Regions from separate parts of the Homo sapiens genome. Here region 2 is linked to region 1. A link is a loop called in an ENCODE intact Hi-C map of the cell type or tissue named here. Cell type or tissue: endothelial cell of umbilical vein. All regions are shown on one strand. Each heading gives the region's core, and the rest is flanking DNA. Links, peaks and the distances in the headings are about the cores only. Region 1 has its middle 240 kb from the start of LINC01249. Region 2 has its middle 150 kb from the start of LINC01249.

Evidence for each region. Hi-C counts contacts between places; a loop is a spot of excess contacts. Peaks named below come from ENCODE experiments on the same cell type or tissue, not always from the same donor. Only the 100,000 strongest peaks of a DNase experiment are listed, where the experiment ranks them.
Region 2: it touches region 1 in a loop (5-fold over the local background); 2 of 110 quality-filtered maps call a loop at or near these places.

What each region holds. Positions count from the first base shown.
Region 1 is chr2:4,412,570-4,428,319 of GRCh38, forward strand. No RefSeq gene overlaps it. Among named protein-coding and RNA genes, the nearest start is that of LINC01249, 240 kb to the right of the region's middle. In endothelial cell of umbilical vein, for the core only: no CTCF peak of the experiment used is centred there; a DNase peak (open chromatin) is centred at 9,032; H3K27ac peaks cover 1,196 bases.
Region 2 is chr2:4,494,645-4,510,394 of GRCh38, forward strand. No RefSeq gene overlaps it. Among named protein-coding and RNA genes, the nearest start is that of LINC01249, 150 kb to the right of the region's middle. In endothelial cell of umbilical vein, for the core only: no CTCF peak of the experiment used is centred there; DNase peaks (open chromatin) are centred at 7,107 and 7,787; H3K27ac peaks cover 2,092 bases.

The sequences.
Region 1 (15,750 bases), core at 8,035-10,534:
ACCCAACTAGTTCTATGAAATATAATTTATAGTGTTGTCTGAATTGAACACTTTGGATCTTAATATTATTTTGTTTCCTTTTGTATGGTTATGTCCCTCCTCCATATTTTACATTTTGATAATATTTCAAGGTCCTTAAATATAAGCCCTTATATTATATTTCCATGATATCCTTTGCAATGCCTGGCCCGCAGAGGCGTCAACCTCTCCTCCCTCCTCCTCTTCTTGCCCAAGCTGTGACCTTCTGTCACCAGCATTTCTGCTGTCGCCTCCACCCTGTCTTTCTGTTTCCCTTCTGGTCTCTTTTTCTCACAGCGTGCAGATAACTGTTGTAGCAGAACTCAGGTAATGCCCCTCCTGTACTCAAAACTCCCTCAGTGTTTCCCGTCGATTTGGAATTCAGTTCAAGTCCTCTGCCTTGCAGGACCTGGCTGTCACCACCCTCTCCAGAGTGATATTTCAGGCTTTCCTCCTCTCCCCCTGCGGCAGCCCCACTGGCCTTGAGTTATTTGAACACACAAAGCTTGCTCTTCCTCCAAGCCTTGCCCCAGACCTTTGCAGGACTGCCTCGCCCTCTTCATTTGGGTCCACTGGGCTGTCCTCGTCTCATGTGGTCCTGCCCAACAAGCTCATTAGAACACCACACACTGTGACCCGCCATCCCCTCACCCATCACATCCCCTGCCTCTTGGACCCTCCCTCGGCTTCACTATTTTCCCAAGCCCTCATCACTGGCTGACATGCACAGACAGTTCCCAACTTACCATTGTTTGACTTAGGATTTTTGACTTTGCAATGGTACAAAACCATCTCAATTTCCACACAATATGCAGAATTCAACAAATTACCTGAGATATTCAACACCTGACTGTAAAATAGGCTATGTGTTCAATGATTTTGCCCAAATATGGATTAATTTAAGTGCTATGAGCATGTTTAAGGTAGGCTAGGTTAAGCTATGATGTTTGGTAGATTGGGCGTATTAAATACTTTTTTAACTTATGATACAGGCCCACCTTAGAGATATTTTGGGTTTGGCTCCAGACCACCACAATAAAGTGAGTATCATAATAAAATGAGTCATACACAATTTTCTTACTTGTTTTGCAGTGCATACAAAAGTTATGTTTACTCTATACTATAGTTTAAGTGTGCATCATGTCTAAAAAATAATATATGTACCTTAACTAAAAATGCTTTATTGCTAAATAATGCTGACACAGAGACATGAAGTGAGCACATGCTGTTGGAAAAATGGTGCCAGTTGACTTGCTCAATGCAGGCTTTTCACAAACCTTCAATTTGTTAAAAAAAAAAAAAAAGCAGTATCTATGAAGCACAATAATGGAAAATGCAATAAAACAAGGTATACATGTACTTTCAGCTTACAACGGGCTTATCAGGATGTAGACACACCATAAGTCGAGGAGCATCTGCACTGATATATTCCTGTATCCTGATGGCATCACCTGCATGCTCATTTGCTTACCGTCTACTTTCCTCAGTGGCATTTAGGTCATAAGATGTGAGGGATTTGTCTATCTTGTTCAATGTTCTATCTCCAGTACCCAGCTTATACTACACACTTAGCAAATTCTTTTAGATGCATAAATAAATTACTTAATACATTTTTGCAGAAAAATTAAAGAGTTACATATTTTTGAGCGCCATTCGATTTGAATGCCATTTTAAGCATGTGCCACACACCCACATGTATATTTTAGTGGGGAGAGCTGATCCTGAGTCTTTTTCTTGGATTTTCAGAAACAGAATGACTTCTCTGGAAGAATATTTGACAGGATCTTAGTGGGCTGATAAATGTTTATACCGGCATTCATTCTATAAATGTTTACAGAGAATCGGAAACATGACGGGCAGTTGTGCAAATCTCTGAGGATATAAATATGAATTAGACATTTTCTCCAGTCTAGTGGTGACAAATGGTGACAAATATGTTTGTTACTATGGTAAGAGAATGCAAATTGTTGGTTCAAAGAATATTTAATGGCTAACTTTTAGGAACAGCATTTGATGACACAGCTTTTAATAAGTGACAGGAACTGAAAATAATCTGAATTTCCACTAATTTCCAAACACTGTTCTTCACTATTTAGGTTGATATTTGATAGATGGTTTATTGTAAATTAAAAAAAATGCAAAACTCTAGCCATCCTTCTTTTTCACCATTTTGATGGATGTAGTCTTTCTAAGGGCCCAAGAGAAATAATGATAAGTAAATTAGACCCTGATGTTACTGTTAACAATAAACATTTTTCCAGTCATGTTAAGTGGTTGCTAAGTATATAAAGCTAATTATTTCATGAACTGGTGTCCATCAGAGATTAAATTGTAGTTTATCTTCTGCCCACTCTCTACTACTGCAAGAATTCTCCAAGCAGCCTGATCTAAAAGCAGCCACATCTGTGGAGATTATTTGTGTAGTGTTAGTACCAGAATATCATTTTGGAGAACCTGAATTCTGTTGCTAATTATTCCAAGTGTCCACTTTCCCTTGCTTGTGTTGACCTGATTAATGTGTGGCTCTTTACCATTACATCTCAGAGAAGAGTATTTTCAAATAGGAGAAACACCAGCAGAGGTGTCTGCAGAAGACACAGTGCTGAAATATTCATACTGTTGAAGAGATCATCATAAAATGTTCACCTGGCCCCAAGAGCTGCCTGAGTGAGATTTCCTTGTGTTCAAGTTTACTCCCTGGCACTGCTGACTGATTTGGGACCCCAGGCAGAGTAATTAAAGCAAGTTCTGGATCTCTGTGTAGGAACAACGAGATTGCTTCTCCAACTCTGATGGCTATCAAGAGGGAGAGGAAAACACAAAGAGAGGAAATTAATTTACACACTAATGAATTTTTTAATTAGTATTTTAAAATCCAAACTTCAGCAGATTTCCCTATAGGGAATGGTATAGAATGATCCAGGTAATTAGCAGGAGTGAAGGTATTAAAACAAACTTATGGATATAATGAGATAGAAGGTGTTTGCAGGTCAGTAGCGGCAATCAAACTCAGGATATGACGCTTTGAGGAGGAAACACAGGTTGCTGTTTTCCTCACAGAAGAAATAGGGACCATCACTAAATTTAAAATAATAAATTACATAATAAGGTATGTACCTGAAAGCATATTAAAATGTTCTTTGAGTATAAATTGGCCTTTATTAATATTTTTAATTCGCTATAGGTTACAAACCATAGTTTTAGGGTATAATTTCCCAGTAAAAATGAAAAGTGAAGCTAATGTTTCAAGGATAATTATTACAGTTTTCTCTAGGTGTGATGATGATATGCATAACAGCACTTTAAAGAAATAATAAAGTCTTTGTGTTTATTTATTCATCAAGTATGGTTATGTCTATAATTGCCTCATATGCCAAAAAGGGGAATGAAATTCTGAATAGTATGCGTCATAATGAAAGTGTGTCATATTCTCTTTTGGAAGATTTTTTTTTAATAGAAATGAAAATACCTATTTTATATGTATCCTAAATCTAACTATCAAGGATGAAGAATAAAACATTCAGAAAATAAATTTTAGGCACAGAAGAGCCAAAGGAACTATTTTGCAGTCTTTACCAAGCTACAATCACAAAAGGCCACTGATGCCAAGAGGGTAGTCATGATTTCATTTAGGTTGCAGTAACCATGGTCAGTCATGGAGGCTAGGAAAGTCCCCAACAGGTCCTTCAACCACTGTCATTGTAATAACATTACTATTGTTAAGGACTTCTCAGTCTCAATGAATAATCTCTTAGTGCTCTCCCTGCTTTCAATCTTTACATTTCTGAATCTGTCCTGCATCTTGTTATCCACCCAGACTTTTAAAAAATACTATTTAAATGATGCCATTCTACTGCTGAAAATAAACCTTCATTAGCCTATGGAATCCATCTTTTTTTTTTTTTTTTTTGTCCTCATCCAAGCCTTCAGTGATCTGACAGCAATCTGAATTTCTAATCTAAGTGCTGACAACTTCCTCATTGGTACGGTTGAAAGCAAACTGGATGTGCAGTGTCTGATTCCCAGACCTTCACTCCTTGGCCGAGTGCATTTGGGCACATCATTCAGATATGACAATTGGATCCTCTGTTCCTGCATCTGCCAGATGGAGATCCAAGTGTGAGCCTTGCCTTTCTCCTTTAATACGTCTCTTTTGAAACTGATCATATACTGCAGCACATTTTCGGTATTTGCATTTTTATCTCACTAAATATTGGAGTCTCTGTGGTGATGGAAATTTTATTTTTCATTTGTTTTTCCTTACATGACATGTAGCATAATTATTTACATGCATTAAAATTATGGATGAAATAAATTAATTAAAATTAACTATTCATTAATATTTCTTTTTTATTATTATCTGGGGATTTCTGCAGAGGAGCAACCCTTTGTAAACATTTTCATACGTGTCCTGTAATATCTAAGTTGTATTTTAAGAAAAAGGCATACTTTTTATGCAGTGGAATCATAGAACGAATTTGTTTTCACCAAATTTGAGAGTCAAGAAAAGTATGTTTCATAAGCAATGCATAGAGACTGTTTCTCTGCTTCTAAATTCTGGATGGGCCTGGCTAACAGGGAGCTCTCTGCTTTTCCCACTGGTGACTTCTTCTGTTCATACAAGATTTAAAGAGACATTCTATTCTAGGCTAAAATCTCAGAACACAGGACTCCATTGATTTCTCAAAGTGTAATCACCAGCAATGTCTTCAGAGCAAGGACTGCCCCTGTGTAAGCAATCTCCGCATCCGAGCTACAACGCTCAGAAATTCAAAGTCAACAAGGTAATAGAGGAGTCCCCACTTTCAGTCCAGTTCCTTAACTCTTACTCATGCCTTGCAACACACACACAGAAACACACATGCACACACACATACACACACACAGACACACAGAGACACACACAGACACACACACACACAGACACACACGCAGAGACACACAGACACACAGACACACAGACACACAGAGACACACAGAGACATACATACACACACACAGAGACACACATGCACACACACACAGAGACACACACACACAGAGACACACATGCACACACACACACAGACACACATGCACACACACACAGAGACACACATGCACACACACACACAGACACACATGCACACACACACAGAGACACACACGCACACACACACACACACAGAGACACGCACGCATGCACACACACATGTGTTTTATTTCCTCCGCAAATGAATTTACTCTTCTTCCCGACATGGCCCCTTTTCTACCAACTTACTTTACCCCCTCCCTGCCCCTTCTCTCAGCTATTTTAAAAGCAGTGCCGATATTTGGTCACCACTATGAGAACACCCAGCAACAGAGAAAGTTTCCATGGAAAAGGCACATTTACTTTCTTAACAGCCGTTACCAAAGTACACACATCCCCATGGCTCACCCTCCACGGGAGAGAACCTGCCTGTGTGCTCAACACTGCTCTTCATATTATATGTTTCTTTAGAAAGAAATTACTGGGTGTATACCCAAAGGAATAGAAATCATTCTTTCATAAAGACACATGCACACGTATGTTCATTGCAGCACTATTCACAATAGGAAAGACATAAAGTCAACCTAAATGCCCCTCAGTGGTAGACTGGATAAAGGAAATGTGGTAGGTATGTACCATAGAATACTACGCAGCCATAAAAAAGAATGAGATCATGTTCTTTGTGGGAACATGGATGGAGCTGGAGGCCATTACCCTTAATAAACTAACTCAGGAACAGAAAAATACCACGTTTTCACTTACAAGTGGGAGCTAAATGATGAGAACACTTGGGCACATAGAGGGGAAAAACAGACACTGGGGCCCACTTGAGGGTGGAGTTTGGGAGGAGGAAGAGGATCGGGAACAATAACTAATGAGTACTACGGTTAATACCTGGGTGAAAAATAATCAGTACAACAAACCACCATGACACAAGTTCACGTATATTACAAACCTCAACATGTACCCATGAACTTAAATAAATAAATAAGAACAGTTGATTTTGGTAGAAAATTGGTCGGGCACGGTGGCTCACGACTGTAATCCCAACACTTTGGGAGTCCGAGGTGGGTGGATCACCTGAAGTCAGGAGTTCGAGTCCCTCCTGGCCAACATGGTGAAACCCTGTCTCTACTAAAAAATACAAAAATCAAGCAGGCATGGTGGCACGTGCCTGTAAACCCAGCTACTCGGGAGGCTGAGGCAGGAGAATCGCTTAAACCTGGGAGGCGGAGGTTGCAGTGAGCCTGGGCAACAGAGCGAGACTCTGTCTCAAAACAAACAAGCAAGCAAACAAACAAACAAAAGAAAGAAAATTAACTATTTCTACTATGGTTTATTTTCTGTCCCCAAGTACCTGAGTGTGCTTTTTTCTTCCTCTGAAACACACTTCTATATGTCCAAATGTGCGTAACTCAGGGCTTCAGGCTATTGGAGTGACTGATGGGCCATCTTTCCTACTTGGCTTTAGCATGCTCTGCTCCCTGAAGTTCAGCGAGTTAGAACACCAAGAGGCAAATTATCTTTCCTCCTCTGGGACGCTGGGTAAAATCTATGTACTGGTCTGGCCATGAGATTTGATTCCCTGAGTTCTGGAGGGCAGAGGGGGCAGAAGCCGTTCATTCCCTGCCAGTCCTCCACTCGAATCTACAGAGAAACCTGAAACTAGAAGCTTCCAGCTGTTTCTGGACCTCTGAGTAATGGGTGCAATTCAGACTCTCTAAACCTCAGTGTATCCATAAACCTGTAAGTCAGGGAGGTGGTCGCTTCGGCTTTCATTTCTTCAGACTTCACTATTTCTATGTAAGCACCCAAATCACTTATGAATTTTTTTTCTGCTTTAAATGCCTGGAAGAGTTCTCCTTTCTTGATTGAATCCTGACGGACAGAGCCAGGCACTTCTTTCACATAAACCCAACGAGCTGGGCATCATCCCTCTCTTTTAGTGTTAGTCGTGCCTGTTGCCACCACATCTAACTGCCTTATCTTGGTTTACTGTAAGCTCTTGAGGGCAGGCATCTCGTGTCTTTATTACTAAACTTCCTGTACCCAAGGTCTGACAAACAGGTGCTCAGTGAGGACAACTCCACTGCAATTGTGTGGCTTATACTGGGCACACAAAATTAGAATCCAGGTCTATCTGATGCTATAATTTTTTCATATACCTAACAACACAATTTCCCATTAAAAATAATCTTCAGGTTTTGTTTGAGGATAGGTTAAAACAAAAATGATGATCATTCTCTCAAGCACAACACATTCGTCAGATGGTACCGATGACTAATAAGTCTGATGATGTCTTAGCATATGGGCCAAATGCTGAAAAACCAATAGAGCTTATGTTTGGGTTACTTCTTTAAATGTATGTCTGTCTACTATGGTACAATTACTTTCATATTGTAATGTATTTTTCAGGTAATAGTGCATTTCATAAATAAGCAGCTTCAGAAGCCCTTTTCTGGCCTTTCAGGGTGTAACCCTGCCCTCCAAAAGAAGAAGGGGAAGTGTACCCTTCCCATCCCTTCATGAGGAGAAAGGGGTGAGAGCTCGACCTTGATGGTTTTCCATTTGGAGTAAAGCTGCAGAGAAGCCTTTCTCAGCCGATGACATCCTGACCTCCTAGTGGCCTCCAAATGGCATTTCACACACATACACTTGGGGGAGAGAAGTCCCTTTAATACCGGAGCTCAGTTTAAAAGTGAAAGCTGCCACCTCACTTAAGAGTTCACCTTCCTATCCTGCTGAAATTTTCTGGACCCCATACTTCTTTATCTTTACATGTTTTTAACTTATTTTACAGTTAATATAGGAAATATCTTGTCAGTAGATTTGAGTCGGGTAATTTAACTCAATGACACTTAATCCATGTTTTAGAGGAATTAGAGCGAGAAAAGAGAGGAGCAAAAGCATACCTCCCAGCACACATTAAAAATTAATTTTATCTTTGTAGATGAAGAAGGGAAATCACCAATAAAATGGACTAGGCTGGACGCCAAGACAAATCTTTGCTGCTGACACCACTTCCCATGAATTAAAATATTATCTTAGGTTATTTATCCAGGTTTTCTTTAGGAAATTAAACCACAGCAAGACTGTAGAAGCCTAAACAGCAAGAAAAAAAAATCCATAAGTATTACAAATATCGAATATTTACTATATATTTATATTACTGTATTGTTGATTCTTTCATTTTTTAAATTATAATTTTATTTGAATTATCCTATTGTCCTACATTAAATCATCTACATGAGAAATTCCACTACAAAAGTTACTCACAGTAAAGAATTCAAATCATTAATATGCTTAGAAGCTACAAAAATCTTAACATCTAAAATGAACAGAATCTCTTAGAAAGTTAAAGTATTTATTTTCTGTCCTTTTATAGAATAATTCTATCATTATGCATGCTATTTGTGGAGCATGTTATTTGTGGGGCATTTGTGGAGCATATCTATTTTGCTCGTCACCTGTCCTGGAAACTCATTTGACTTCATATTTCTTATGAGAGCATTCTGAATTATCTTGGCCATCATTCAGATTTCTTAAAAATTGTCTACATCCCACTTGTCCTATGATGTTTCAATTCCTGACTGTGCTCACGCATCTATGTGCCATGTTCACCCTTCCTTTCTGCCCTTGTCAGACCATTCCTTCTGGCAGTATGTGCCTTCTTTTCCCTTTTGTAGATTGGGCATTCCAAATGGGTCACCTGAAGTCCCAGGGAGGCCCTGATAATAATTTAGTGGACTTGCATATGTGTTTGACTTTGTTTCATTGAATTTGAGGTCCTTCCACATTGAGAAAGCACTCTTTGGTACAAGACAGAATCTGGACTCTTCTAGACTTTCCATTTCCATAAATCAGGCCATTAGACACATTGGATGCTTGGTCCTTTTGAAAGAATTTGCTTTTGAAATGCCTGATCTGTGGCCTTATGAGGCTTCCTTCAACAAGACTTCCATGACCCCTTGGGCCCCTTGGCTCCTGATCATCCCTTTCTTTTCTATACCCCCACTTATGTTGTTTTAACATGTGTTCTATTGTTCCATTCTTCTAAGTCATTTCTGCAGTGACTCAGAATGTCCTTTCAGTTCAAGACCTACATCTTACTTCCTTGTTGTCATCACAAATCTGTACCTTTAACTGTGAGGGATGTTAATATTCTAACAGTGAGTCTGAAACAGAACTGAGAAAATCAGGACAATTTGGAATTGCAGCAGGGCACCTGCCCAAAAGTAACTCAGGCTTTTGTCCCAGGGTGTGGTCTGGACTGAGCATTATTGTCCAAAAACTTGGGGATTTAAAGACGTGATGTTCTTGTGTGGGAGGCTTACCAGTGGGAGTCACTGTCTGGGTCGTCCAGGGTTGATCTGAGTCAAGTGGGGGCAAAGCTGGGGTTACAGCACGCCATTCGGTTTGGAACAAGATCACCAGTAGAAAATGGGGAAATGAATAAAATTTCCCCCATATCTTGAGCAGAGAGGTCTTGTAGGAGCTATCCAGGCTAAGGCCTCGGCTCAGCTTTTATCCCAGTGGAGAGTCAAGGAAGATAGCGACGTGGACAGAAAGCTCTCACTACCTGGGTTTAGGACATACAGCTGGTAGGCACTTGGCCCCCAAGGCATATTCAGGAAACACCTGCTGGTATTATCTTGGCACCAAAACCAATTGGAGATACTAGTGCCCACAACAAGTGCCCAGTGCCTTGTGCATCTGCCAGCTTGCATAGTCTAGGCTGATGGGGCAGGCTAAGGGTAGATTGTAGGTTGAATGGGTTGTATGCTATGACTTCTAAGAGGCTAGGAATAATAATAAGTGATAAGTTCATAGTTCATGAAATTCTGATTAGCATCTTATAGGAGCTAGAAAAGCATTTACTGATTGCTTTCATTTTCTCCTTTTTAATTAAATTGTGTTTCCCTAGCATTTGCTGAATGTGTTTTTGTTGCAGGCATTCCAGGTGATCAGGGTTCAAAGATACAACAGGCAAAAGCTCTGAAAAACAAAACAAAGAACATTTTAAAATTGAAAACTTAAGAGTGGGAGTTGGAGACATAAAAAGAGAATATATCATGGCACAGTGCATGGAGCAAATGAAGAAATCACTTTATAGAAGAAAGAAGGGTTTAACTCGGGGGGGTGTGTGTGTCAGGGTAGTGGACAACTGTCAGAATGAGTCCTGGAGGAGACATCATATGAGCTGAGCAGAAGAGTGGCAGTGTCTGCACTGGATTTTGAAGTCAAAACAATGGTTGGATAGGCAAATGTTGCAGGGTGGAGAAAGGACATGAATCTAATGAAGGAGACCATCAAGCACGAAGGCTCAGGAACCCGGGAGCAAGAATGGAACTGAATGCAGCCTAATGTTGCTGTGAATTCAGGAGCAGGCTGGCAGGTACAGGAGGTAAACAGACACAGATGGGAGCCACTGAAGGGCAGGGCCCTGCTCAGACCTTTGTCCTAGGAAAAGAGTGCTAATGGCAGTGGGAAGTTCCCTTGAGCCTACAGGAGGTAGTTACAATATTGTGATTTAAATAGGAAGCCAACCGCAGATTTTCAAGATGAAAGCATCGTGAGCATGTGCCACTGAGACAGGTGTGCTTATAGCTTTCGAGGTTGAGAGCCTGTGATGAGGAAGACAGTGTGACCACCGTGGACAGTATCACAGGACGGTCTCCTCAGGACAGAACCCGAGCTGCCTCCTCGCACGTAGAAAGGGGGTGTCATGAGGCCAGGGTTGGCCGCATTCTGAGTTCTGGTAGAACCTACTCTGCACAGCCACAGCAGGCGCCTTGGCTCTCCCACCAATAATCATAAATGCATGGATCTAGCAAACTGACACGCACCAACTACAACACATCCTTGAGCCCCATGCCCACGCTTTTAAAAGCAACTTGATGGAAATACCTTGCACATTCTAGAACTTGGTACTCATTACAAAATTATGCCATGCCCTTGATCTTCAACTTCTCTGTGAGGTAGCCTGGGAGGGTTTTTCTTCCCATTTGGAAACGAGGCAGCTAAACTCCAGAGACCTCCAGACAATAGACCACGTCCAGCCCTCTGGTGATAGAGGAGGATTTATTCCAACCCCCTGGCACTCCTTGCAGCTTCGTTGAACTACATTTTCACTGCCTTGGTGAGTGACCTGACCAGAGGGTTGTTCTATCTCCGTCCAGCCCCACAGCCCCCAGCTTCACCCCTTCACCCCAGTGATTCTACATTGACCACCCGGGGTGTCGAGAGGAAGAGGACCTGAGAAGAAGGCCACTTTGTGATGGAAGGTGTCCAATATCCCACTCTGTATTCCAGGAGAGGTTGGGTAAAGCGGGGGAGGATGGAGCCACCTGTCGCTTCCAGCACATGCTCTCTCTGTCCTCTTTGCAGCAGGTATGAGCTGCCTTGTTGCTGACAGTGTGTAATTGGATGGAGGACGCATCATTTCTCCTCTTTCAAAAGATAGATCACTGTTCCCTTCCAGCTAAAATGGCTTCTGCTCCTCACTTAAAGAACAAAATTCACCAAACATGCTTCAAGACATCAAAGCTCTTCATGCTTCTCTGAGGACATGCAATAATCAGGGCAGAGGTGACCTAACTCACGGCTGCTCTCTGTGGCTACTAGAACCCCTGGAGGGCGGAACAGCCCTTCTGGGGAAGGAGCATTCAAAGGTTCCACGTAACCCTCCCCCTTTTTAATTGGGCAAATTACTGCAATTGTTTGGAAGCAATTAAGAGAAAAAGTGTCTCTTCAGCATATTCTAATATATAACTAGATGACAATGTCGCAGGTGAAAGGAGAGTGAAGGCTTGGTGCATCGTGATTGTCTGGAGGGACAAAGCGCACTTCAAGATTCAGTAGTGCCCCCTCACCCACAGTTTCACTTTCCAGGGTCTCAGTTACTCCTGCCCAAACACAGTCTGAAAATATTAAATGGAAAATTCCAGAAGTTAAGAATTAATACGTGTTAAATTGCATGTTTTTCTGAGCATCGTGATGGAATCGTGACCCATCCCACTGTGTCCCACCTGGGATGTGGCTCCTCCCTTTGTCCAGTGGATCCACACTGTTTACACTGACTGTCATTTAGTAGCTGCCTGAGTATCAACTGTCACGGCACAGCACTTGTATTCAAGTCACCTTCATTTGACTTAATTTTGTGCCCCAAAGCACAAAAATGGCTATGCTTGTCATTGGGTATGTCAAAGAGAAGACTTGAAGTGCTTGCTTTAAGTGAAGAGGTGAAAGTTCTCAACTTAATTAGGAAAGAAAATATTGCTATGCTTTATGTTCAAAAAGAATCATCTATCTGTGAAAATGTGAAGAAAGAAGAAATTTATGCTGGGTTTTACTGTTGCACTTCAAACTGCGAAAGTTGTGGTCCCAGTGTGTGAAAAGTGCTTAGTTAAGGTGGGAGAGACATTACATTTGTAAGTGGCAGACATGAACAGAAATGCATTCTTAATGGCAGCAGTGGGGTTTGGTATTGTCTGCAATTTCAGGAATCCTCTGGGGGTCTGGAAATGTATCTCCCTCAGATAAAGGGGGAGTGCAACACTCATTGCAATATGTACCCCACTTAATTATGTGACATACTGGCCAGGTGCAGTGGCTCATGCCTGTAATCGCATCACTTTGGGAGGCTGCAGTGGGCAGATCACCTGAGGTCAGGAGTTCGAGACCAGCCTGGCCAACATGGTGAAACCCTGTCTCTACTAAAAATACAAAAATTAGCTGGGTGTGGTGTCAGGCACCTGTAATCCCAGCTACCTGGGAGGCTGGAGGCGGAAGAATTGCTTCAACCTGGGAGGCAGAGGTTGCAGTGAGCCGAGATCATGCCATTGCACTCCAGCCTGAGTGACAAGAGTGAAACTCCATCTCAAAATAAATGAATAAATAAATAAATAAAAATAAAAATTCTGGGACATACTGCACACTGCTCAGCCTTTTCTGGAAAGACTTACATCACTCTCAAATATTTAAGTACTCATAAAATAAAATGAGGGAAGACTAAAATCTCGTGTGTATTTCTTGATGTTTTTCAAGCTCTTGGTCTAGTGTTCTTAGATTTTGAGCTGAATGCCTAGAAGCTTTTCATTTCTTATATCTGCATCTATGCAAGAACAAAATATTCAGGCACATGGCAACACTTTCAGCTTACTAACATGGAATGGTTTATTGCACATTGCTAGTGTGCTTAAACAGCCATCTATTTTTGCCAAGATATATAACTCTGAATGTGGCATTTAATTTATTATTTTTTTCTTTAACTGCTAAAATGCCAAGAAAAAAATGAAAGAAAGGAAGAGAGGAAGGGAGGAAGGAAGACAAGGAGGGAGAGAGAGGTAAGGAAGGAGAGAAAGTGAAAAAGAAACTTTTGACCAGTGCTGCTGGTCAAGAAATACAATATAAAAATGGAATTTGAAATGGAAAGCCATAAATTATAAATGCTTACTGTATGCTTTTAAAGCTTTGCCCCAGATTTACCATGAAGATACGTGGTGAAGATTTTTAAGAAATAAATTCTATGTGGAGGGCAGGAAGAGCACAGGCTGTGATGGGATCCTTTGGCCCCTGCCCAGCCCTGTGTCCTGGAGCTGCCCTTCATCCCTCCTGCCTTCAGGAACTCAGCACCCCCCATTCTGGAGAAGGGGTTACAGTCCAGTGGGAGCATCTTGAGCTCCTCACACCAGGGGCCAATGCCTGGCACGAGGCTCAGAGGCTGCCCCTCACCTCATGGGTGAGGCCGGCCCTGGGGCCAGCTGTCCTGCAGAGTACCCCCCATTATGCCAAAGTTAGACACCCCCTGTGCCCACATTTTCTGATGTTCTGCTTGGCCGCAGCACCTGCCCCGTCCTGTTTGTCTTGCTGACTTTTTCCTGAGAGCTCTTCCCTCACTAGACATAGGAACAGAATGACCATTTTCAGATAAGGCCCTGCTGCTTACAAAATTATTAGAAGATATGACCCATCACACACATGCTTTAAAATGCATATGGATTAATCAGTCTCATCTCTTAGTGAATCTGCAAAGACCAAGGTGATTCCAACCCATTCCCCTTCTCTTTTCGTTTTCTACCTGCCTCCCCATTTAGAACCATGAATGTAGGGGCTTTGTGCCTCACCCTCTGGGTTGTCATTTTCATTCCTGGACATCTGCTATAAACTCCTCTTGTTCATTGCAGGATTATAGTAAAATTTGGATCCTGTGAGTACAATTATTCTTTTTCCCAAGTTTTGCTGAATACACAGTACACAAATGAATACTTCAGCTGAATAATTTCCTGCATTCTTCATTATATCACAACAAAAGATAAAATATATTGGAATAAAATTTTACAAAAATCACGTATTCAATCATTATTGGACTTTGCAATGGGCATTCAACACTAACAGCAATAGCAAATACGGAAGTTTGGGTGTGGAGTTGACCTTGTGACTTCTCTCCAGGGCAGCTTTAAGCCCTTCTGACAGTTGGATAATTGGCCCTTTTATTTTTAATGTCATTATCCTTTATCAAACAATCAGACAAAAGAAATTATTCTTTAATCCAGTTTGTGTTAAACACAGTTTGCTGTACATCCTTCTCCTTCAAACCCTCTCTACCGCATTCAGAATTGTGGGTGTTTGTGTATGTGTGTGTGTGTGTGTGTGTGTGTGACAGAGTCCTGCTGTGTCGCCCAGGCTGGAGTGCAGTGACGCCATCTCAGCTTACTGTTAGCTCAGCCTCCTGGGTTCAAGCAATTTTCCTGCCTCAGCCTCCGGAGCAGCTGGGATTACAGGCAGAATGTGTTTTAATTACCCAGATTGAAGCATGAACCGTGACACTTGGATCAAATCTGGGGCCAGATTCTTTCCATTCTTCCATTGCAAGATTTACTTCTTCTTTCATTCTTTTCTTCTGTGCTTTACTTTATGAATCCTACTGTCTTCAGTGTTGACTGTCTTAGTTCATCCTGCCAGAAGCAAGCTTTGTCTTTTTGAAGAAGTTTTATTAGAATGTCTACATACCTACCTACAGCCTTTTAGAAAATGAAGGGCGTGTGAAGCCTCCAGTGATGTTGCCTGTTTCTGCGCAGCCTTTTCCATCGCAAGGGCATACGTATACTCTGCTATTATACCAAACCAGACTGATGGACTGCCTTTCCTCGAACTTTTCTTGCTCTTATTTTGGCTCTCTCTCTTACATGTAATACATAATCCTTTCCCTCCTCGTATTTTAACATCAGCTCACTTGGGTGAGCTTAAACATCACCTTGTCCTAATGTCTGCAGCCACAAAGGATGTTGTGACCATCTCTTTGGCCAGGCTGGTCTCGAACTCCTGACCTTGTGATTCACCCACCTTGGCCTCCCAAAGTGCTGGGATTACAGGCGTGAGCCACCGCGCCTGACCAATTATCTCTCTCATAATCTTAACCCAAACTACAAGCATGTACTCACACACTGAGTCCCACTGACTCTTCAGTATTGTATTTACTTAGGCATGTGTCTCTCCTTATTTAAGTATTAACTTTCTGGGGACATATTTTTACTTCATCTGATCCCTCAATTATAGCATAATTCCCACACACTAAAAGTACAATTAATGTTTTCATATTTATGGATCCTAAACCTAAAACTGCTTTGTGAGAGATTTTAGTAGGATATTTGCATTAGTTAGGTTTTTGTGCCTAACACCCTATCCCAAAACTTAGTGGCTGCATAACTTAAAAATAAACA
Region 2 (15,750 bases), core at 5,697-8,196, 80 kb after region 1:
TTTTAAGAAACTATGCATAAATTCTTTGAATCTATGTATAGATTTTCACAGATTTTGGATTGTGTTAACTTCCTATTGGATTGACCTCTTTATCACTGTGAAATACACTTTTTTATTCCTATTCATGTTTCTTTGCTTAAAATCTTTTTCCTGATATTAGTAAATCTATTTTTATTTCATATTTCTTTGATAATTATCTATACAGTATATCTTTATGTTCTTTCATTTTTAATTGTTCTGCATTCTTAAAAATATGTTTCTCGGTATCACTTTTTTTTCCATATTTTTCATTTTGGTAAAATACACATGACATAAAATTTACATATAAACCATTTTTAAGTGTAGAGTTCATTGTTATTAATACATTTATAAGACTGTACAATCATCAGCATCATCCACATCCAGAACACTTTTCTTCATGTGAAACTGAAATTTTGGACCCATTGAACACTGACATTACCATAACCCATTCAACATTATCCACTCCCTGCAGCTCCTGGCAACTGCCATTCTACTTTCTGTCTCTATGATTTTGACTTTCTAAGTACCACAAACCAGTGAAATTATACAATATTTGTCATTTTATATTGGCTTATTTAGATTGGCTTATTTCACTTAGCATTATGTCCTCACATTTCATCTGTTTTGTAGCATGTGTCAGAATTTACTTCCTTTTTAAGGCTGAATAATATGCATTGCATGTGGATAGCACATTCTGCTTATCTATTCGTCCCTCAATGGACACTTGGGTTGCTTCCATGTTTTAGTTATTGTGAATATTGCTGCTATAAACATGGGTGTGCAAACATATCATTGAGGCCCTGCTTTCCATCCTTTGGGGTGTATATCCAGAAGTGGAATTGCTGGATCCTATGGTAATTCTATTTTTTTTTTTTTTTTTAGTAACTGCCATACATATTTCACAGGGGTTGCACCATCTTACATTCTCACTATGTGTGCATAAGGCTACTCCAAATCTTTGCCAGCACTCGTTATTTCCTGGGTTTTTGTTGTTGTGGATAGTAGACATTCTAATGATTGTGAAGTAGAATCTCATAGGAGTTTTGATTTGCATTCCCCTGGTGATTAGGAATGCTGAACATCTTTTCATGTGCTTATTAGCCATTTGACTGTCTTGTTTGTGGAAATGTCTATTCAAGAACTTTGCTTGTTTTTAAACCCCTTCAGTGAGGTATTTTCATATATTTATAATACAGTTAAACTGTTTTTGTCACAGGCTACATTCCACACTTGGATGGCCCCAACATCCTAATTTTTCTTAAGTTGTATACATTAATGTTGAATCTTTGCACTATAAAGTTCTATGGGTTTTGACATATGCCTAATGCCATGTAGCCACCATTACAGGTTCATACAGTGAATATTTTCACTGTTCTATAAAATTCCCTGGGCTTCACATATTAATCCTCCCTACCCACTAACCCTTGGCAATTGCTAATCTTTTTATCACCCCTATAGTTTTTCCTTTTTCAGAATGCCTTGGAAATGGAATCATTTATATATACAATCATAAACTAGCTGCTTTCATTTGGCAAAATGCAGATAAGATTCACCCATATCTTTGTGTGCCTTGATAGTATTTTTGTTTATTGCTAAATAGTAGTTTATAGTGAGGGTGTGCCAGAGTTTGTTTATTCATTTGCTTAAGAATATCTTGGTTGCTTCCAGTTTGGAGCAATTATAAAGCTGCTATAAACATTCATGTGCATGGTATTGTGTGAACATAAGTTTTCAAATCAGTTGGTAAATACCTAGGCGTGTGATTGATTGCTGGATTGTATGGCAAGACTATGTTTAGCTTTGTAAAAAGCTGCCGAACTCTCTTCCAAAATGTACCTTTTTGTATTCTCATCCACAATGAATGAGAATTCCTGTTGTTCTGCATCTTTATCAGCAATTGGTGTTGTTTTTTAATTTTAACCAAGCTAATAGATGTGTCTTCTATTACTGTTTTAATTTGTATTTCCCTAATGACAAATAATTTTAGACATAATTTCTTATGCTTGCCATCTGTATACCTTCTTTGTGAGGTGCTCATTCAAATCCTCACCTAATTTATAATTGAGTTTTTGTTCTGAGTTTTTATTAAGTTATTACTGTTTTATTTAGTTTGAATTTTTTTATATATCTTAAAAACATCACCTTTGTCAAATGTGTTTTGCAAATATTTTCTCCAAGCCTTTAATTTGTTTGTTTTTTTCTTGCCTTTTCATTATCTAAACAGTGTCTTTACCTAAACAAAAGTTTTTAATTTTAATAATATCCAGCTCACCAGACACAGTGGGTCACACGTGTAGGCCCAGAACTTTGGGAGGCTGAGGCAGGCGGATTGTTTAAGCCCAGGAGTTCAAGACCAGCCTTGGCAACATGACAAAACCCCATCTCTACAGAAAATACAGAAATTAGCCGAGGGTCATGGTGCAAGCCTGTAGTCCTAGCTGCTTGGGAGGCTGAGACGGAATAATTGCTTGAGCCTGGGAGGTTGAGTTTGCAAAGAATCGTGATCCTGCCACTGCACTCCAGCCTGGGGGATAGAGTGAGACCCTGTCTCAAATAGAAAAAAAAAAAAAAAGAAAAAGAAAAAGAAAAAACTAGCTTATTAATTTTTTATTTAATGTGCATTGATTTTGATGTTATAATGAAGCTCATAACCAAACCCAGTCTTTCATATATTTTCTCCTGTGTTTTCTTCTAGTTTTATAGTCTTGCATTTTACATTAGTTCTATGATCCATGTTGAGTTACATTTGTGTTTAAAGTTTAAGTTTTGTGTCTAGGTTCAACTTTTTATTCACATAAGCATTGAAATGTACCAGAACCATTCACTAAAACAAAAACAAAAACAAAAACAAAACCCTAGACTTTCTCAATTGAAATGTCTTTGTGCTTTTGTGAAAAATCACCAATTTATTTATGTGGATTTTTGCTGGACTATGTGTGTATTTCTTCACCAATACCCCACTATCTTCGTTACTATGGCATTCCAATGTCTTTAAATAGGGTGGTGAAATCCCCTAAATTGCTATTCTTCAGTATGTGTGGATTGTTCCAGGTCCTTGCCTATCAATTTGTTGACATCTAGAAAATAGCTTGCTGAATTTTGATTGGGATTTCATAGACACTATAGTTCAATTTGGGAAATAGTGACATCTTAACCATATTGAAAATTCCAATCCATGAACACAGGATATCTTCTATTTAGATATTCTTTGATTTATTTCATTAATGAGTTGTAGTTTTATGAGTACTGTTCTTGCATATATTTTGTTATATTTATACTCAAGTATTTCATTTTCCGGTGCTACTGCAAATGGCACCAAATTTTTAAGTTTCAAATTCAAATTGGTCATTTCCAATATATAGGAAAGCAATAGACTTTTGTATATTTGCAGGCACTAGTGCTGAGACAAGATATTTTGTCCTTATTTCTGATTTTAGTGAGAAACTATCTAGTCCCTCATCATTAAGTATGACGTTGAATATAGGTTTTGTAGTTCTTCAAGTTCCCTTTTATTATTCATTTTCTGAGAATTTTTAATGATAAATAGGTGTTTGATTTTCTCAAATTATTTTTACTATCAATTGAAATGATTACATGATTTTTCTTCTTCATCCTATTAATATGGTGAATTCCATTGATTTTTTTTTTACTGTTGAGCCATCTTTGTATACCTTTGTATACCAAATCTTGCTTGGTAGTGCTATATAATTATTTTTATATGTTGTTGAATTTGGTTTGTTAATATTTTGTTGAGGGTTTTTGCAGCAATATTCATAAAAGTCATTTTGTCTGCAGTTTTCTTTTAATGCCTTTATCTGATTTGGGTATTAGCATAATGCTGGCCTTATAGAGTGACTTAGGACATGTTTTCTTTGTGATTTTCAAAAGAAAAGATTGTAGAGTCCTGGTTAATAATTAATGAGAATGTTTTTCTGTAATTAGAAAAATTAGAATTTGGATATAATAGATCAATAGTGGGGCTGGGCGCAGTGGCTCACACCTGTAATCTCAACACTTTGGGAGGCCAAGCTGGGCAGATCAAGAGGTCAGGAGATGGAGGCCATCCTGGCTAACACGGTGAAACCCCATCTCTACTAAAAATACAAAAATTAGCCAGGCGTGGTGGCAGGTGCCTGTAGTCCCAGCTACTCAGGAGGCTGAGGCAGGAGAATGGCGTGAACCTGGGAGGCGGAGCTTGCAGTGAGCCCAGATCGTGCCACGGCACTCCAGCCTGGGCAACAGAGCAAGACTCTGTCTCAAAAATAAAATGAAATAAAATGAAATAAAAATAAAAAATAAATAAATAATAGATCAGTGGTTCTCAAATTTCACTTGATAGTGAATTAGATGGGAAGATTTAAAAAACATACCATCCTCCATCTCAGAGGGAACTAATCCAAATTTCTGGAGTGGATGCTAGGAATTAATATATTTTAAAGTAACATCTCAAATCATCCAATATGAAGACAAAGTTAGATATTCATTTTTAAAGGCTGAACTGATTGTTCTTTAAATCTTAACCACCAACAGGACACATTCTATGACTTAAAAAATTCCCAGTGAGAAATCTAGGAAATACCAGGAATGAGTAGATGGTTAGTGATATTGCCTTCACTAGGGAAGACATCTTTGGTATTTTTCGATTTATATCTTCAACTGGAAAATATTTCTACATTTCTATTTGTTCTTTGGAAGAGAATTTCATTCTGGTGGGAAGACAGTTCCTTACAGACGGCATTTCTCTTAGTCCCAGAGAGGGTGGGGAGAAGGAGAGAGGCAAACATGCAAGGCCTTTTCACCGGCAAGGCTTTGTGCAGGCTTCAGGCAGTTTCCTCCTGAGCTGGAGAAGTGGAGGAGGCAGGAGAAAGGGTGAGTCATCCATGCCTCACTGGAGCTGAATTCACCTGGGTTATGAAAAGTGGCCTTGCCTTAACAAAAGAACATCCTCTGTAGGCTGATCGCCCCTAGGGATAGCTCACTTGGACTTCTGGTGCATTGAAGGACCTTGTCAGGAATCATTCACACTGATCACATTGTACCAGGCCTCTCAGTCTTCTATTTCTAGCTGCACCTTCTCCCTGACATTCCTCCTACATATTCACAAGGCAAACTCTCTGTTGAGTGACAGGAGGTGCTCCACATCCCTCAGAACCCAGGCAAGCTGCGCTGGAAGAGCCTTTTGTCCGCTTTCAGCTGTTCATCCAGCAGCACTTGCCAACCAGATGATACAACAAATGCTCAGATTGTTAGTGACTGAGTGTAAATTGTATTTAGAAAAATTAATTGTGGGCTACATTGTTTTTTTAAATAATCATATGTGCCTTTTATTTTTCATTATTATTGTAGCTATTATTTTATTATTGTTTCTTTGTTTTGGGGTTTTTGTCTTTTGTGGGGCTATATCATCAAATTAAAGTCTGGCATGCAAAATGGCGGGGGAATACATGCAAGAACTCTGTTTTAACATACACATATTTCATCAGAGAAAAGACTCTAGTCTCTTGTTAAAAGGAGTTATTAAGAGTTTACTGGAAATGCAGCCATCTCTGATGGCTGAAGTCAACCTGGAAGAATCTTTTGGAAGAAGATGCATCTTCATATAGAGACTTATTTGTGTCATAAATAATGGCATTGACGACACACTGGATTTAGGATGAAATAATGATATATAGAAGCTTTTAACAAACATTACACCATAAGAATAATTGTTTTCCAAAAGTACCCTTATTTCGTTATGTTTCCTGGTCTATTACCTATCCCCCATGCTTTCTCCTCCATATTTTACTCTCTTTTTTATGACTTTACTCAAATATGGATTAGATCATGGACTGTTCATGCTCATTCCTTAATCTTGTCCAGTGACAGCGCATTAAGCTTAGCCTCATGACGACACTATTTAATGACACTGTTCTGCTGTGGAGAGCAAATGTTATTTGCTCTTGTTTTGTTGAAGAAAATAACCCCTGTGTTTTCAGATTAATCTCCTCATGGTTATATGGGTATATATGGCCTTATGGCAGTTTGGCCATGTTGCTAAAGCTAAGCACTGGATCCTGATTGCCCACCATATTACTTATAGACACTAGGACAAATGATTCAAATAACATTGTTAAGTATCAAAACTATGCATCACTTTTCCTAGCGTTTCTTAAACCCATGCATTACTGCAAGTGGTCTGTGCCAATAAATGAAGCTGTTGCTGACAAGGGAGTTATAAAAGTAACTTATTAACACTCATGTTAGAAAATTCCTGTTATGTATTAAAAGTAAGCCCAGAGTTTGATTATCTAAAATACACAGACAGCCAAAGAAGTAATGTATTAGCTGTTCTCACCTAAAATGAAAGCTTTACTTAAGTTTGGAAGTGCTCCTATCTTCAATGACATCCCTATAGGAGGACCCCCCACAAAACCCAGTCTTCTGCCTGTAGTGTAGGTAGAGGCGTGGAACACAAGAGGGTGACAAGACAAATGATCATTCATTTAGACACAGGATCTTCTTCCTGTCAGCTTTCCCATAGAGGAACTGGTGTGGGGCAGCTCTGCCTTCATCATCAGGGACAATGGAGCAGAGGCTAATAGAAATATTGGCAGTGATGTCCCAGAGGGGTCAAACATGAGCCAAGAAATCTTCAAAAATCCACTTTGAAGAGCCTATCTGTTATGGGTTGCATTGTCTCCCCCAAAAAGATATTGATGTCTTCACACTGAGGACCTAGGCTACGCAGGTGACCTTATTTGGACATAGGGTCTTTGCAGACGTAATTAGTTAATATATAGCCATTAGTGTTTACCCTAATCCAATATGACCGAGTTCTTATCAAAAGGAAAGATTTTGATGCAGAGACCCACACAGGAATAATGCATGTGAACGTGAAGGCAAAAATTGGGGTGACACGTCTATAAGTCAAGGAACACCAGAGGTTACTAGCAAATCACTAGGAGCTAGGAGAGTGGCATGGAACTGATCCTTCCTTCCCTAGCACCTCCAAAGGAAGCACAGCCCTGTCAACACTTTGCTCTTGGACTTCTAGCCTCCGGAACTGTGAAACAATACATTCCTGTTGTTTAAGCCACTCAGCTTGTGGTACTTTGTTACAGCGGCCTAGGAAACTCATAGGCTATCCCAGCTTACAATTTCATGACTCCATGATAAGCCTTCTGCTTTAGGGTAGAAAATGTTTCCCAAAATATGTTCAAGAGAAAGGATATGAATCATTAATCAAGTTCACTCAGTCTATATTTCAAACTTATTTGATTTAGGGACTAGGATATATTTTATTTGTCTTTGAATAACAACTACCTAGTATTTACATATATGAATGATTAAAAAAACTTATATCCAAAACATGTAAATAATTCCTACAAGTCAAAAATTAAATACAACTCTTTATTTTATCTTATATAAAATAAAATAATGGACATACATCTCTGTGTTCACAAAGAAGACATACAAATAGTAAGCTATAACAAGATATGAAACATCATTATTCAATAGGGAAATGTAAACTGAAATCACTATGAGATAGCACTATGTGGCCATCAGAATTGCTTAAATTAAAAAGACTCACAACAACAAATGATTGCAAGGCTATGAAACAACCAGAACTCTCATATATTTTTAGTGAGAGTATAAGTTGTATAACCACTTTGGAAAAATGTCTAGCATTTTCTTAGAAAAATAAACATACACTTACATTATGACCCAGCAGTTCTACACCCAGACATTTCCTCAAAGGAAATGAAGCATACATTCACAAAATTACTTGTACATGAATGTTTAAAGCAGCTTCATTCAAAATAGCCAAAACCTGAAAATGGCCCAGGTGTCAATCAACTGGAGAATGGATGAATACACTGTAGAGTGTTTCTATAGTGGAAGACTGCTCAGAAACAACAAAGGCTGAGTACAGGTACACAAAACCCATCTGCTGAGAAAAAGAAACCAGACACAGAAGCATATACGCTGTAGGGTTCCATTCATAGAAAGTGCTAAGACAGGCGAAACGAGTCTTTCTTTAAACAGTCAGAAGAGTGGGGAAATGGGGTGAGCATTGACTGGGAGGGTTCCATGGCTACTTTGTGAAGTGACAGCAGTGCTCTGAAACTTGAGCTTTGGTTACACAAATGTGTGCATCTGCTAACTTTTAATGAAGGTACATTTAAGTTTGGTTCATTTCACACAACGTAAATTTTACTTAAATCAGCATAAAATATTTAATTGTAGTTAATGATACAGATTCTGAAGTGTTTAGGGGTGGCATATACAGGAATATGCAACATATTTTGAAATGCATCAAAAAACAGAATTGATTAATGGCTCATAAAAAGGCAGATAAGTGATAACGCAAATAGAGCACACGTCTGCTGTAGAACCCACGTGGGGTGTATTTGAGTTTTCAGCGCATCATTTTCCAACTTTTCTGTATGATGAAAGATTTTAATAATCAGATATTATATAAAGACAACTTCAATTTTGAGACATTAATGTGCCGATCAAAATTGTTTCCTGATAGTAAACCCCTTACGAGTGGGAACAGTCACCCCACCTCACGTTGGCTGAGTGGATATAAGCAGATGCTTCCAGGGGTCACCTCTCGGCTAAGCTCCCCCAAAAAACATTTTATTTGGCCTGTTTCTTGAGTCCATTGCCTCTTTCATTTCTTCACTGTTATCCCTCATCTCTTTCATTTGAGTAAAATTGTGATAGCATAAGATGCTGTCCTGCCTCGCAGTCATGTGAAGAAGAGTCCCACTGGAAGTGTGGTGGAATGGGAAGGCGATAGAGTCTTAGGGAACACTGCAGAGGTCCCTTTTCAGATCCGGACTGCTCATCTTCATTCTCCTTGTAGGTTACAAATAAAATAAAGGTCTTGCTGTTTTAAGCATGCTTTCATTTACCACTTGTTAACGAAAATAACAAGCTTAGATTTTGGAATTAGTAGAGGGGAGGAGAAAGACAGTGGGAATTGAGGATGCAACCTTCCCAGCTTAGAAACCTGAGATCAATTTTGGTCAATAAAAACATTTTTGGAAACTGTAGTTTGTGATATTTGGGCACATACAACCAAGCACCAACTGTAACTACAGAGTGAGGATAACTGGTAGGAAATACAGAAGGTATGGCTATGTTGGCTGCTGCATGCCACCTTCGGTAAAGTCCTCCCAGTGAAGAAGCATGAGCTTGGTGTAGTACTGTCAGCCTTCAAATAGAGACAGGGAGAGTTTCTGGGTTATTCTCTACCTGCAGTCCAAAATCTGTGTTGACTGAGACTGATTTTCTGTTTGTTTGTTTTTAAAATTTTAATACACTTTATTGCATATATTTGAGGTTTGCAATATGACGTTTTGGGATACATTAGTAAAATGGTCATAGTAGTGAAGCAGATTAATATATCTATCACCTCAGTTACTTTTTGTGAAAACAACCTATTTGTTTGCAAAAATCCCTAATACAATACAATTCTATTAACTTTAGCCTTTGTGTTGTACATTAGATCTTTAGAATTTGTGTTTCTTAAATTCAGATACTTACAGACATTAAATTAGGGATAGAGGAAACAGATAAATAATAGTTTTGCATCCTGTGACTGCTATATAATCCAATTATGAAGAAAATACACCAGTTCTGGGCTTCACTTTTCTCCACTCATTTTCAAATTCACACATTTTTAAATATTTCTTATCTATCAAGCCTAAATCAGACTGTCAAATCTAGTTAAACTATTACCTAGCATGAGTTTCTAAATCCAGACTACATGATTTAAAAAGCCAGTTTTTATATCCTAAACTGAAACTTGCAAATGCTGTAGCTGAAAAGCAACCATTTTAGTAGTAGATAATTTTGGGGTCTTAGGCCTTTTTCAAACACCTCTCAATTAGAATCTGCAAGACAAAGAGAGAAAATTTTCCACCAGGTCGTGATCAAGGATGTTGTTATTTCTCTAGATACTATTGTTTTGAATTGCCTCAGAACACAGCCCATAATTTAAGGGAGGGATAAGGATAGACCACAGAGAACTGCTGCTGAGATTAAATAGTACAATGATCTGATGAATATGCCTAGACAACTTTGGCTACAGTTACTCCATGTAGAATTAATAGGAAGTAGATAGACATGAATTCCGTGTTGTCTGAGAAAAGCGCATTGCCAACTCCAAACAGAGCATCAACAACCTTTTTCATCATCCACTGAGAAATCCCGTAATGCCCTAAATTTGTACCATAGAAGTGGGCTGCAAAATGGTACATCTTCCAGGAAGGATATTCTCCCTGGGGCCCACCCCACTCTGTTCATGGAGAAATTTAATGTGGGCAATCCACCCAGAAGGCAGAGCTGTTGGGTCATGAAGAGCAACAAAGGAGAAAAATGTCCCATAGATAAAACCAAGAGACTCACCTCTCTGTTAGGGCAAGGTACTTACTATTCCTTTTCAGATGGTCTTGACTTGTGCTATGTTCCAGGAACTGCTGTGTTGCCCTTTCTACCCATCCAGACCAAGAGATTATCTTGTTTCTTCTCCATTATTGTATGATGGGTATCTTGTGCCAATTGATTATCAGATGGTTAAGAGACACATCTTACCTTAGGCAGAGGACCGTATAATTCACAGAAATGCTAGACTTTGGGGTGGGTGAGACTTTGTGGTCATTTCCCTGGGGGAGTTAGGAAGCGTGTTTTAAGGATGTGTATGGATGGGAAAAGTGCAGGTATGGATGTTGGATAGACCAAAGAATGGACTGTATCAGATACTGACACTTGTCCAGATGATCTCAATCCCCTTTATTTCCAGCTAGTGGAACTTGCTTTGAGCAAGGTAGAAAAGTGCTCAGCCAAAACTATTAATTTTCCTTCTCACAGTCATGCACTCTAGTCTGGTCTTCCCAAGGATATATGTAAATGAACAATCCTTCTGAAGAGCCTTTGAAAAGGAATAGATGCAATTTTCTCTTTTTCCTATACCCTTCCACCTTCTTTCTGCTTAAAATGTGGATACAATGTTTACAGATAGAGCAGCCATTTTGCAGCAAGAATATAGAAAAATCAAAAATATAGGAGGAAAATGGGTCTTTGGTGAGCTTGCAGAGCCATTGTGCAGGTCCTTGGGGCTTGTCATAGCCTTTTCTTATTGCATGAAATATATGGAATCTTTGCTTATTTCAATTGCTTTGGGATATTTGTGTGCTTTCAGTCTGATTTAGTTCTAAAATAGAGGAGAGGCAAGCTACTTCATCTCAGAGTTTATATCTCAGAAAACGAGTGCAGGAATGGGATAAGAATAGGGAGTAGTCTTACCAATACTGGTTAACAATTTAATTTTTATCCTTAGTAAGAAATTTGCTTATTTCTCTCCAATTGAAGAATTTAGTTTTTTTTTCTTCTAAGACCCAATCTAGAAATTAATATTTCTGCTAAAATCTTTGTATAGCTTAGCGAAAATACATAGAGATAATTGAAAGTTCAAAGAGAGACAAAAATGTAGAATTATGGAAATAGTTTTAAAAAACGTTGTCAGACAGCATGTAACAGGCAATAGAAATTTATCAGAGACCACTGGCAGGAAATAGCCATTTTAGCAGAGTTGATGGAGGGTATTTAAACATTTAAACTTTGCATAACTGAATTTCTTCTGAATATTTCTGATTTCTTCTAAATCTCAAGGAAAACTTCTGATTTTCCAGGCCCTTCTGTACTCCCTTTCGTCTGATGCTGACTGCTTTGGTCATTGGAAGTCTCAAAGATTAGAGCATGGAAGGAAAGACCTGAGGGTGTTTTTCTCTGTCTGTCTCGGAGACATATCTGGTAGGGGCTGTGTGTCTCTCGTCTGCCAAGCCAGACAGGATTACCACAGTTGTAGCTGCCCTCAGGTTCCAGCATACTTCTTTTATCCTTTCAGCCTGGAGGGGAACATTATATTAATGATGTTTTCTGACTGTTGTATTATCAGTTCTATTTGGCATCTTTGTCTTCTGACACTTGTGTAATGCATTCTTTCTATTAAAGCCTCTGTTAAATTAGGGTGTCTTTTATTTTTCTGATTGGAATCTAGACATCCCAGCCACAGAAACGGTGGCTCCACAAGGGAGCTGGGCCTCTCCAGGTTGGTAAAAAGAATGGAGGAAGGTGGAGGCAGAGACAAGAAAATAGTTTTGCGGGCAAATGGATCCCATGAAGGGGGCAAAACTGTATCTCACATTGATTTAAATAATATGACTAGACCCACCCAGGGCCTAGTCTTGCCTATCAAGTAAGTTGCTTCAGTTTCCAAGAAGTTGAGTGTTGAGAATGTCTTAAGTTTTCTCCCTAGTAGTCCTGAGGGAACAAGAGTTTCTCTTTTCCGGGTAAGGCAGAAATGGGGCCTGAAATTTTTCTGCTGAGAGTGTAAATCCAGGATCAGAATACGTGCACGCAGTAAGAAGACTGAAACTCACATTATAATGAAAGAAAAGAAGAACCATCCAGATTGGACCAGAAAATATAACATTATCCGAGCCAAATGCATTTAAAAAACTAAGTTCAATAAAAATATCTTTAACATAAAAGAATTCAAAGGTAGACTATTACCTTCATTAAAAAAGTAGTGGCTTTATTGAACTATTATATATTGTTCTCATTAGTGACAGTGAGATGTTCCTTCTTTCAGAAAATGTTGTCTTTCCCCCATATTGTCAAAAATCGATGTTTAGTTTAGATAGAGCCTAACTAACCATTGCAGCCACTATCCCTGACCCCTCTCAAACACTTTATTGGACAAAGAAACAATAAGACAAAACAAAACAAAACCTCAAACCTCCACAGTCTTCTCTTATTTTACATTCTCTAGGTTTAATAATCCTACATTTTCTTTGGAAACAATAAAATACTATGTGAATGTGAGCAGGCTAGTTTTATTCTCATTTCACTTCGCATTTGTGTTGTTTGGTTTTAGGTCTAACAGGTAGACTGCAGCTCTACAGAAGGAATATTGTTTTATTTTACTTACGTGTAGGATTGAGCCTAATTCCCTTTCAGCTAACAGTGTATTAAGTGGCTCACAATAAAACAAAGGGTCAATAAGGGAGACGTGCCACCTTGAAAAGAAATAAAACTGCCATTTCCTCAGAAGACTTCTCTTATGAAGGAGGAAATAAGATCTTAATTGGCATCCAAACTAACAACAGCTGAAAGCCCTAGAGCCTGAGCGTAATTAGACCTCAAACTGAATTAGCTGGCCCTTTCCTGTGGCACTCAGAGGCAACAGGTGCCCCAGGATTTCTCCTCGGCTCCACTTCCTTGTTAATGTTCCCAGGTTGCAGGGGAGGTGAAAAAGGGATTAGATTTCCCTGGTAACTCTCATCCTGCAGTATGGATATTTTAGAAACCAATTATGCGGATCTCCCTGGGACACAGCCTTGGCTATAAACATCAGTCTTCTCAGGCCCTGAGTCAGGATGTCGTCCATCGATACAACCATCCATGGTATGTGTGTTAATTTTGGATAAATCACAGACCTAATGTTTTGGTTTCTGTGCTAAGTAGACATTGGCAGGTATTATTTCACAACAGTAAGAAAAAATGACCATTAAGAAAAAAATTATGCAGGGGAAGTTAATATTCAAGGCAACATAGCTTGTCATAAACCATGGCTATTGGCTGTGTTTTAGGCAACAATAAGAAATGAGACACACCAATTCGAATCTTTGTGATGATGAAGGCTTACATATGGGTGAATATATATTCCTGAAATAGACAGAAATTAACTGGCACAATGGCCAACATCCGCTAGAAAATATCAAGAATTGGTTACACTTCTAAAACTGTATATTGGTAGTTATCTTTTGAACAAAATAGAGCAGGTTTCAAATGAGAATGATTTTAGCTGTCTTGAAGGTTGCTGTAAGCTTTAGAGGAATTCATGTTTCAGAAGTATCTCATACAAAACCAGGCAGAAAGCAAGTGCTCAATAAATGTTGACTCTTCTCCCCTAAGTTATAAAGACAAACCTAAGTGGGAGTTTATCTTTTTTTTGTTTGTTTGTTTGAGATGGAGTCTTGCTCTGTTGCCCAGCTGGAGTGCAGTGGCGCAATCTTGGCTCATTGCAACCTCCGTCTCCCGGGTTCAAGTGATTCTCCTACCTCAGCCTCCCAAGTAGCTGGGATTACAGGCACCAACCACCACGCCCAGCTAATTTTTGTATTTTTAGTACATACGGGGTTTAGCCAGGATGGTCTCGATCTCCTGACCTACTGATCTGCCTGCCTCGACCTCCCAAAGTGCTGGGATTACAGACATGAGGGGAGTTTACCTTATAGGGACTGTAGTGGGACAGCACATACTCATGGGGACAGAGCCTGAGCAAGCACCTTAGTCAGATAAAACAGAGTGGCAAGGAAAATTAATTGTTCTGAGAAAAAGTCCACAACGACAGTTAAGATGCTAGAAATACAGATCCTCCCTTCTTGCCTTGTGCGTGGAATTTAGACGCCCACTTGTGTAACAAATATCCACATTTATTCTCGAACTATGTGAATGTGCTGCACCTTTGGTTTAAATGAATATGTGTCAAATGAGTTTACCACCTCAGTTGCAATTTATGTAATTTTTCCTCCTAATTTTCTTCCATTTATCTCAAGCTGTACAACAGAATCTGACCCAAACCACTGCAGCTGCAGCTCCTCCTGGGCTGGTGGAGGGCATGGGGCCCTGGATGCTCTCCCTGTTGTGTACAGCCTAAGATGGTAGCTGAAGATCAGAACTGCTGGATTGTCTGTTTTCCAGTGTATTTGTTGGCCTTTACCATACAGTGGGTCTTCTTGATTAAAAAATGTTGGCTCTAAAAGCTCGTAGGGCAGGCTTGGTACAGCATTTGCCGACCAGAGTAGCTGGTGTGATTCAGTCCAAACAGCTTCAGAAAGACAGGTGTGTCTCCTCCTTCTTCCTTGTGAACCCCAAAACTCCTTCCTAAAGACTTCCAGCTGCTGTATGTAAGTGACCACTTGAATGAGTTTCTTTTTAAAGGAGGAGAAAAGTAAAACAAACATCTTGTAAGTAAGACTAAGTACCAATGGTGCATGCAGGACTGTGCAGAGTAAGAGAGGTCGTCCTAAAGCAATACTCAGCTGGTGACCATAAAGTCTGAGTAGCTGTTCATCTCCTCCATGAAAGGATCATTCTCTTAGGGTAAGAATTGAGCAGTAGGTGCAAACAGTGGCTTTGATGCTGGAGGACAATTGATGATGCAGGTATCATTTTTCTCATATTGAGGTAGTCAAGGCCTATGACTTCCAGTTGGCTTGGCTTTTCTCTTGGTATTACAATGGCAATCAAGGTTTTACACAGATTGTTACAAATATAAATCATTGAGTCCACCAGCAAAAGAGCCCTCCCTTTCCTTCTACAGATGCTGATTGTAAGGTCTACAGCGATGTGACTAGAACCGTAGTCCACAGACTTCTGCTACGGCATCCCGCAACTACGATCGTCCCTCTGCCGAGAGATCAGCCAGCTAGCCAAGTGTAAGTCTATCACATTCCTAAGCACATGTTTCTTTTAGCTCACAGTTTTTCCGGAGAACAACACTTCGGTGGAGGAAGCAGTGTGTTGATTTCCTTGAGTATATTGTACTCGATCCTTATGTCTGACAGACTGGCACTTGGAGTAGCAGCGATCTAGAGGGTTTAAATGTCTAGAAGTAAATTACCTAGGAATTAGTGCCAAAATTGCCAGTAGAACCCACATGTCCTGATGCTC